Linked DNA regions of Homo sapiens: region 1 is linked to region 2. Evidence: chromatin contacts called from ENCODE Hi-C or POLR2A ChIA-PET data. All regions are on one chromosome and are shown on one strand. Each heading gives the region's core, a stretch centred on a gene start or an enhancer-like site at or near the end of the contact. The rest is flanking DNA. Distances are from core to core; before and after follow the strand shown. Region 1 overlaps SIDT1 (SID1 transmembrane family member 1). Region 2 overlaps BOC (BOC cell adhesion associated, oncogene regulated).

Region 1 (5,038 bases), core at 662-3,161, 260 kb after region 2:
TCACCATTCCCAACCTTCACTTCTGCTGCCAGCATTGCTAAACTCTACCATTCTCTTACCACTCCCTTTCCCTATGTATCTGTGTCTCTCTGCTTCTCCTATCCTTTTTGTCTTTCAAATTTCTTATGAACATGGTCAGCCCATCAAGATTCTCCCTCTTTTCTGGGTAATATCCTGTGATTGTTTGAGGCTTTGCTAATGGCAAGCATATTCTATTTTCTTATAATAGAGGTAAATTTTGTTCTTTACGTTCTGATTCAGAGCCATAACGAATAATCTCAGGTGCTAGAGGGCTGATCTCCCAATTATCAAGGTTTTTCTATAGAGTTCCAGTGGTGGAAATCTGTCTTCCAGTGGCGGAAGATGAAGAACACATGTTACTTGGGCAGTCAGTATATATTTGTATTGATGTCATGTGCCATCATTTCCTTTATCCAAGTCAATGAACTTATCTTTGTCAATTCTCTTTAGCTACAGAAATATAATTGGGCTTGCATTTGAGACTTTTTTTCTGGGTTTTTTTGTCCATCGCTAAAAGAAACATGTAAAAATCCTTTGAACCATAGGAAAGAGGTAGCTATATTTTAAGAATTCAAAAGACCTTTAAAAAAATTTTTTTAAGTTTTTTTCTTGAAATTTTATTTTATTTCTTTTTAAACTTTTATTTTAAGTTCAGGGGTATATGTGCAGGTTTGTTGTATAGGTGTCATGGGGCTTTGTTGTACAGATTATTTCATCACCCAGATTATTTTATCACTCAACTAAGACTAGTACCCATTAGTTATTTTTCCTGATCCTCTCTCTCCTCCCACCCTCCACCCTCCAGCAGGCCCCAATGTGTGTTGCTCCCCTCTATGTGTCCATGTGTTCTCATCATTTAGATTCCACTTATAAGTGAGAACATGCGGTATTTGGTTTTCTGTTCCTGTGTTAGTTTGCTAAGGATAATGGCCTCCAGCTCCATCCATGTCCCTGCAAAGGACATAATCTCATTCTCTTTTATGGCTGTGTAGTATTCCATGGTGCATATATACCACATTTTCTTTATCCAATCTATCATTGATTGACATTTAGGTTGATTCTATGTCTTTGCTATTGTGAATGGTGCTGCAGTGAACATATGCATGCAGATGTCTTTATAATAGAATGATTTACATTCCTTTGGGCATATACCCAGTAATGTGATTACTGGTTCGAATGGTATTTCTGTTTTGAGGTTCAAAGTACCTTTTAAATCTCCCAATCTCTTCCCACTTAACAAAGAAGAAAACTGAGAGTAAGTGATATAAATTACTTGCCCAAAATCATGTACTAGTTTGAAGCATAGCCAGGAATGTAACTCAAGTTCCCAAGGGTATTTCCTCAAGATAGTTGTACTAAATCACAAGATGTGCCCACGAGAGCACATCAGCTATGCTTATCAACAACAAAAATAATTTTTAAATATCATATTTTCACAGTCGTGTCTTTTGATCATGCAATTTAAGACTATGTCTGACTCCCTTACAATTACTGAAAACTGAAACAAGATTTTTTATTATCGTTTTCCCCCAACGAATTGTCCAGCCATCTGTTTGTCTGTGTACCAGGCAAGCTGGGTTGATACTAAGTAAAACTATAAAGTTGTCAAATTTTCTTTAGTGTTTCAAAGAGCCACAGCCTCCCATGAACCATGGTCTTACTCTGACTCCCTGTGGATCCCGGGGGTAAAGTTTTAGGGGTGTGTGTGTGTGTGTGTGTGTGTGTGTGTAGTGTGTGTGTTTTATTTTCATCAATGCTGGGTTCCTTCTTTGTGTCAGGAACAGGGCATCTTGGAGACCCGAGCAGTTGGCCTGTCTGTTACTTCAGGGAAGTGTTATTCCTGAGAACTGGTATTTCTGGGTCCCCACTAAGCCACCATGAAGATAAGCCATGACAAACAGGACTAACCGACTGTTTCTGTCCCTCTAGATTTAACTGCCCTTTTGTGAACAACGTGACTCACACCTATCTTAAATAAACGCCTACCTGGAGCATATGTTATGGGCCAAAAAGTTAACATTTGAGTGTCCACAGTTGTATTTTCTTCTTTTCTCCTGCCTTCTAAAAAATATCCTGTATTTGCGCTCCCTTTCTCTCCATATCACCTTCACCGGGGAGGAAGAATTATAGCTTTCTAAGAGTCAGACAATGTTCCTCTGGTTAACAAAGGGATAAGCATTGGAGGATAAGGAGGGAGACAAACAGTGGTGAGATCTAGGTGTGCAATGAAGATTTGGGGAGGTTTGTAGACAGGGAGACTCTAAAATGGCTGTGAGGTGTGAGTGACATGGACAGAAAAGGAAAGAGGACATAGGTTCGTGCAAGGGTCTTAGCTACAAACAACAGAAAGCAACTGGCAAATATAAGCAGGAAAAGAATTCATTAAAAAGATATCCAGTAGCTCACAAAAGTAAGTTACTGGGCTCAGACAACATTTCGGGACCAAGGGAGACTACGCTGCAGGAAATTATAGCAGCAGTCATGCCACAGGAATGGTTTGCTTGGGGTTCTTCCCCCACACCACTGCCTCCACTGCCACTAGATATGGTCACCCCTGGACCCCGCTGCTGTGGACCCTATTGATATCACCACTGCCAGTGAACTTGAAACTCTCCCTTCATTTTTGTGTCATTTACTCACAATTGAATGTACCAAATGGGCATATCCATCTACCCAAGCACAGGTCCTGTATCCGGCCCCTTTGACATCCATGGGCAGCCTTGCTTCCCGCAAAATTCACACAGTGGGTTGGAGGAGGAGTAGTTCCTCCAGAACATGCAAGGGTTTTGGATGCTGAGTAACCCCAAAACCAACCCCACCAAACATCTTCATGGAGGGAGCTGAAGCTGGGGCGTTTGTTAGAAACAACTTCGTGGGCCCAGACATAGGCAGGAACCAAGATGTGACAGGGGGAAAAGCTGGGGTGTTGCTGCCATCTACCTTCAACCATTAAAAGAGGAACATCTCCTCTGAGCATCAGAGTGAATTCAAGTGGCATAGATCATCTCTGCCACAATGTTCTTTCCACAATTAAAAATGGTTTTCTCTCTTAAACATGGCCTTCCCTGAAGTCCCTTCTGCTTGTCTCAAGAAGTTGTCTTTGAAGAGGAAGATGTTTGCAGATGATTGGTTTTGCTCATTTAGAAAGCAGTTTCCTTTAGGTAATCCTGACAAACACGTATTTAAAGTTATAAATGGCTCCAGTCTGGCAATAAATTATATCACAAAAATAAAAGGCTGGTAAGTGTCAGATCACAACACTTACAATCATAACAATAATTTTCTACTACTTTTCCATCTTCAGAGCATTAATTAAGTAGGCCCCAGAATAGCTCTAGAAGATACTTGCCTGCAATGTATAGAAATAAAATCCAGGGCATAGATACTTGAGATCTGCCTCAAACCAGAAAAATAATTATTTTTCCTTTTTCAATCCCCTCACAGGAGTATGAGACCTAGCAAGAGATAGAAAGAGACAGGAAAGATAAAGAGGAAAAAAGAAATCATGCACAGAAGATGAGCACATTCAGATACCTGCGAGGAGGCTGAACCAACCCAGGCTGTTGGCTGCCTTCCAGGAGCCAAGACTGGGGAAGTCTAAAGCCAGAGGGAGGTCAGTGGGACTGAGAAACCAATGAAGCCAGGCGTGGTGGCTCACGCCTGTAATCCCAGCACTTTGGGAGGCTGAGGTGGGCGGATCACCTGGGGCCAGGAGTTCAAGACAAACCTGACCAACATGGTGAAACACCATCCCTACTAAAAATACAAAAAATTCGCTGGGCGTAGTGGTGCATGCCTGTAACCCCAGCTACTTGGGAGGTTGAGGCAGGAGAATCGCTTGAACCCAGGAGGCAGAGGTTGTAGTGAGCTGAGATCATGCCATTGAACTCCAATCCAGCCTGGGCAACAAGAGTGAAATTCCATCTCAAAAAAGAAAAGCAAACCAATGCAAAAACTGAGGAACCTGGAGAGACAGAAAATGATTAGCTCTTGGAGTGAGAGGCAAAAGTAGCCCAGAATTGGTTAGATTCTTCAGGACATAATATCTTCACACCAGTTTCTGTGAAAAATACCCAGGACAGTATTTCCCAAAGTATGTTCGATGGAACAACTGCTCTTTAGGATAGTCTCACGATTTATTGCATGTTAAAAGGGTCCCAAGTGTAAGGGAGCTTAGTCATGTTTTGACTGCCCAATCTGAACCCCATTTGATATGGTTGGGCTGTGTCTCCATCCAAATCTCATCTTGAATTGTAGCTCCCGTAATCCCCATGTGTCATGGGAGGGGACCGATGGGAGGTAACTGAATCATAGGGGTGGGTTTTTCCCATGCTGTTCTCATGATAGTGAATACGTCTCACAAGATCTAATGGCTTTATAAAGAGCAGTTCCCCTGTACACGCTCTCTTGCCTGCCACCATGCAAGACGTGCCTTTGCTCCTCCTTTGCCTTCTGCCATGATTGTGAGGCCTCCCCAGCCATGTGGAACCATAAGTCCATTAAACCTCTTTTTCTTTATAAATTACCCAGTCTTGGGTATTTCTTCACAGCAGTATGAAAATGGACTAATACATCATTCTTATGTGTTTGGGGGTAATTCTCCATTCCATGAGTATTAGCTAGAGGTAGAACCCCTTTCGCGACAGAAGATCAACACCAAGCACTTACTTTCTCATCCCCCCTCTTATTTTTATCCCCCACCAAGCTCAGGCATGGGCATGTGGCCAAGGTGCTGCCAGTCAGATCTGCTTTCCCTAGACTTTGACTTGGGAACCAATGATGCAAGAAAGCAGCTGTTCAGCAGCAACTGAGGCAACATTGAGTTTCCAGAAATGAGCATGGCAACATGGTCATGGCACTTAAAACCTTCCAAAGGCTTTCTTTTGTCCTGAGAATAAAGTCCCAACTGCCCCAACATGACTTATAACACTCTTTGGGGTTATAATAGCCCTTTATGTACCTCATGCTCCAGCCAAACTGATTTTCTCTTAATTCTTCAAATATGCTTCTCTCACCG
Region 2 (4,834 bases), core at 2,329-4,828:
GCTCGGGACCTATGTTGTGCCATCTTCTGAAGTGTCCGAAGCTGCTCCTCTGACCTCACATTCCTACTTACAGTCCATCCTGCCTCTTCCCTGGGTGCGGAGCTGCCTTCAGCTTTCCCCTCTATCCTGGAATCTGACTTTTAGTCACTAATTTCTGCTTCAGATGGCAAAACATCTGGTCAGCTTACCTCCTCTAAATATTGTTCTTCTTTTCACTCACCGCCTCCTGCCCCCAAGCCCTGGACCCTGTATCTCCCCACCCTTCTCCCTGCAGAAGAGTCTAGGTGTCAGGTAGAAATGGGCGACACAAAGGAGACTCTAGGAGAAAATGTTCTCCATCGCTTGGGCACTGTCAACTCCCTGCCTACGTCCTTCAACCCTCTGTGGCCAGGAGCCTCCTGAGATCCTTGTGGGGCTTTTCCAACCCATCCCGGGCTACCTTGGCCTAAGCACACCTTTATTTTTCTGTCCTTCCAGAACATACAACAGACCTGGGTTTTCCTCGAAGTGCCCTTCCACCCTCCTGCCCGTATACTATGGTGCCATTGGGAGGACTCCCAGGCCACCAGGCCAGTGGACAGCCCTACCTCAGTGGCATCAGTGGACGGGCCTGTGCTAATGGGATCCACATGAATAGGGGCTGCCCCTCGGCTGCAGTGGGCTACCCGGGCATGAAGCCCCAGCAGCACTGCCCAGGCGAGCTTCAGCAGGTAGCGCATTCTTGGGTGTGGGCGGCAGGTATGGGACACCCAGGAGGGAGTGGCTGGGCTGCCTTGGGGGGCCTCCTCCCTCCTAGGGTCTCAGGCTGGGCTGCTGGGCCAGGCTTTCTTTAGTCAGGAGCAGATGCTCCTGTTGTTGAGTGAAGACTGGAAAGTTACCTGGACTCCCCGGCGTGGCCGTCTCATTACTCTTCCTTTTGAGCAGCAGAGTGACACCAGCAGCCTGCTGAGGCAGACCCATCTTGGCAATGGATATGACCCCCAAAGTCACCAGATCACGAGGTAACCAGGCCTCTCCCCTTTCACTCCCAAGCCCCACAGCCTCACTTTCCCTTTAGCTCCTCAAATCCAAGGCCTGTCACTGAGAGCCAAGCAGTAGTGCTGTACTCAGGGGTCCCCGTGACTGACAATCATGCTCCTCTGAACCATTGCCCTAATAGGCAGTTGTTGCATTTGCAATTGCGATGCCCTTTCTGCCTGAGGGCATGGCTTGGCATCTCGGAATCCTCCGTCACTAGACAGATCAGAAGCACCCACCACAACTGACTTTGCCCATGGGCCCCTGGACACCTGACTTCACATTCTCCCACATGGAGTAAAATGGAAATGGACTAGAATGATCAGTGGGAATGATGGTGTGGTACCTCTTGATGTTCAAAGGGGAGAGCAGTCCTTGCCCCATCTGAGCTCTCACCAGCTCTGATGCCCTCAGACAGGGAGACAGCCAGCAGGGGGATGGGGCGACAGGCCCACCCTGCCCAGCCCCACCTCCCCATCTGGGCTTGTGCACTGCAGGGGTCCCAAGTCTAGCCCGGACGAGGGCTCTTTCTTATACACACTGCCCGACGACTCCACTCACCAGCTGCTGCAGCCCCATCACGACTGCTGCCAACGCCAGGAGCAGCCTGCTGCTGTGGGCCAGTCAGGGGTGAGGAGAGCCCCCGACAGTCCTGTCCTGGAAGCAGTGTGGGACCCTCCATTTCACTCAGGTTGGTTCCAGGAGCAGGGCAGGGAAATTAAACAGGCTGGGGGTGACATGAGGTAGGCATCCACAAGCCAGTAGTAACAGTCTTCAAAGGTGGGGCTTGGTAAGGAGCCAGCCACAGCATTTATGTGGGAGGGATGGGGCATCGAGGGTGGCTGGCCACTTTCCTTCACTGCTGAAGGCCCAGTAGGTCTGTGGGATGTCCAAGTGGGTTCTACTGCAACATGATAAGCTGCGGTCCTCAGCCTCTGAGAAAAAGGCTATTTCTCCATTTCAGAGAAAAAAGCCCTTTTTGGTCTGTGCATTTCAAGGCCATTCACAAATTCCATTTGCTGCTCATCACACTAAGAGGCATTCTCTAATCACTCTGAAATGCCTTGCTTTGTTGAGGCTTGTCTCTTAATTAAGGAATAAGGTTGCCTCAATCATTAAGGAGCCAAATTCTTACAAACATCATCATCATAACTCTTTGTACTTCCACGGAACTTTTTCTCCAAGGAGTTTTGGGCCATTCACGCTAAGCCCATCCCATTGTCTTCCTCCATGCTAGTCTCCTTAGAAATCAGTGGATACTTGGTGAGGGCACCAAGTATCCACTAACGTTTCTTAGCTTCTCTGTGTGTGTGCCCATTCATAGGCAGATCCTGGACTCTGTCTCTAGGAGATTAAATTTAAAAGATGCTGGGTCCTAAAGCTCGACCCAGCATCATTTAAACTGGACCGTGTCAATCTGGGGGGACTGGATTGTGAGTGGGATGATTGTAACCAGAAGCCATAGCAAAGGGTGGACTAGCCGCCTAAACATAGAAAGAGCAGGGCTTCCTTCTGCGTTTCACGGGCTGCACTGACTTCATCTGCTCCTGTGGTGTGGGCTCAGTGCGGGAGTCTCTACAGTCCCAGCATGAGTGGGAAATGGGTGGCAAGTGGCCCTCCCTGTTTTGATGAGAGACCTTGGAGGGAACAGAAGTGCCCTTGTCTCGGTTGTAGGTTTCTGTCCCCTTTCCAGAGCCAGTGTAACCACCTCCACCACAGATAGAGATTGGCCCAGTGTCACTGGGTGTTGGCTCCTCGGTCAATCTGGATTTTAATGGTTCCTACTCTTTCTCCCCTCAGGGCCCCCATGCTGCTTGGGCCTTGTGCCAGTTGAAGAGGTGGACAGTCCTGACTCCTGCCAAGTGAGTGGAGGAGACTGGTGTCCCCAGCACCCCGTAGGGGCCTACGTAGGACAGGAACCTGGAATGCAGCTCTCCCCGGGGCCACTGGTGCGTGTGTCTTTTGAAACACCACCTCTCACAATTTAGGCAGAAGCTGATATCCCAGAAAGACTATATATTGTTTTTTTTTTAAAAAAAAAAAGAAGAAAAAAGAGACAGAGAAAATTGGTATTTATTTTTCTATTATAGCCATATTTATATATTTATGCACTTGTAAATAAATGTATATGTTTTATAATTCTGGAGAGACATAAGGAGTCCTACCCGTTGAGGTTGGAGAGGGAAAATAAAGAAGCTGCCACCTAACAGGAGTCACCCAGGAAAGCACCGCACAGGCTGGCGCGGGACAGACTCCTAACCTGGGGCCTCTGCAGTGGCAGGCGAGGCTGCAGGAGGCCCACAGATAAGCTGGCAAGAGGAAGGATCCCAGGCACATGGTTCATCACGAGCATGAGGGAACAGCAAGGGGCACGGTATCACAGCCTGGAGACACCCACACAGATGGCTGGATCCGGTGCTACGGGAAACATTTTCCTAAGATGCCCATGAGAACAGACCAAGATGTGTACAGCACTATGAGCATTAAAAAACCTTCCAGAATCAATAATCCGTGGCAACATATCTCTGTAAAAACAAACACTGTAACTTCTAAATAAATGTTTAGTCTTCCCTGTAACCTTCAAACTGAGTCATGTGTGAGTCAGCATTTTCTTTACATGTTAGAATTCAGTCTCTGAGTATTTGAAGAAAATACCCACTTACAATATTTTCAGGTCCATCAGAAATGAGATCTGAAAAAGGTAGTAAATGTTTCTCTTTTTTGTTTTTTAAAACAGTGAATGTCAGTTGTGCTTGGATTCATGCAGAACACATTACCGTTTAGTCCACAAGGGAACCGTTGTACAACAGACCAGGAAAAACAGGTTCATAGTTCTCTTACCAACTGGACTTGAGATGAAGTTTAGGTCATATTGAAGAAATAGAACTAATCTTTTTTATATAGGTGTGTGTTGAAGACCAAATATTTTCTCCAAAATACTGTTTAGCTAAGTGCTGTGCCACACATGGACATATGGTGCATAATAAATTCACTTCCCTTCTTTCCAAAGATACACCAACATTGCCAGAGTAGTTGACTCACTAGTTTAAAATCAACATTTACTTACTGTTGTCCAACCAAAGGATCAACCATAGATTCTTTTTTAATTGAAATTTTAAAATCTTTATATGTGGAAGTGGAATTAGATGGAGACTGATGCTTGCAATGAAAGCCTTACTACGCTTTGTGTTTTGGGGCTGGAGAGGGTGGGGGGAGCCTGTATTTTCTAGATTTCTGTAAAATTGAGTTACAGATGAAATGCCACTTGAGACAATCTCGTTAAGTGGGGGGCCAGACCCTGGCTTTTAAACATGAAGAATTTGATAAACAGGGTCCTAGGGAAGAGTCACTCTGACTGTTTAGGGCAAGTGCATCCTCTGCTGGCCAAAATAAGTATAGCACCTGCTATTCCTGACTTCTGCATCCTTTTTCCATCAAGCTCAACGTCAGAGAGAACTTCATGTGGAAGTGCAGCATGGTTTTCAGGAAAGCAGTATTTTAAAAATATTATTTAAAAGGAAGGACTGTAAGGAACAGGTAAATGTTAGGAAATGAGAAGCAGAGCAGGGAAGAGAAGAGAAAAAATAAGATACTGTGATTTCAGACAACCTGGCATCACGGCCCAGAGCTCACTTCTGGGGTGGGTAGGGCTGACGCTCTCAGTCATTGCTTTGCTATCCAGAGGCCCCCCAATCTGAGCTGTAACTCACCTTCTAGCCCCACTGGTTTTTACATTTTTTCCTTTTTCTCCTTGATGATCTAAGGTAGCTGTCAAAATGAAGTCTGGTGAACTTTTCTGAAGTGATAGGTGAAACAT

Evidence for each region. A loop is a pair of places that touch in the nucleus more often than their neighbours do. ChIA-PET counts read pairs that join two places held with the same protein, here RNA polymerase II (POLR2A). Pooled maps may share reads with other maps.
Region 1: a loop to region 2 is called in a map of CD4-positive, alpha-beta memory T cell, with 4 times the contacts of the local background. The contact joins two enhancer-like sites. A Hi-C loop is called at or near these places in 1 of 168 maps with a recorded cell type or tissue (CD4-positive, alpha-beta memory T cell) and 5 of 50 pooled maps. POLR2A ChIA-PET finds 5 or more read pairs at or near these places in 1 of 52 experiments (Panc1).

The regions. Positions count from the first base shown.
Region 1 is chr3:113,550,105-113,555,142 of GRCh38, forward strand. All of the region lies in intron 1 of SIDT1 (SID1 transmembrane family member 1), which reads left to right. Among named protein-coding and RNA genes, the nearest start is that of SIDT1, 20 kb to the left of the region's middle. Within about 2 kb of position 1,912, at least 3 of the 41 ENCODE cell types and tissues checked have a DNase peak (open chromatin) inside an H3K27ac peak, as active enhancers do.
Region 2 is chr3:113,283,858-113,288,691 of GRCh38, forward strand. BOC (BOC cell adhesion associated, oncogene regulated) reads left to right here. Exons shown (of 20, transcript NM_001378074.1): 17 at 478-710; 18 at 925-1,001; 19 at 1,515-1,708; 20 at 2,818-3,602. The coding sequence ends at 3,005. It overlaps CFAP44 (cilia and flagella associated protein 44), which reads right to left. Exons shown (of 35, transcript NM_001164496.2): 35 at 3,073-4,834. SPICE1-CFAP44 (SPICE1-CFAP44 readthrough (NMD candidate)) reads right to left here. Exons shown (of 52, transcript NR_183050.1): 52 at 3,073-4,834. Among named protein-coding and RNA genes, the nearest start is that of BOC, 75 kb to the left of the region's middle. Within about 2 kb of position 3,579, at least 12 of the 41 ENCODE cell types and tissues checked have a DNase peak (open chromatin) inside an H3K27ac peak, as active enhancers do.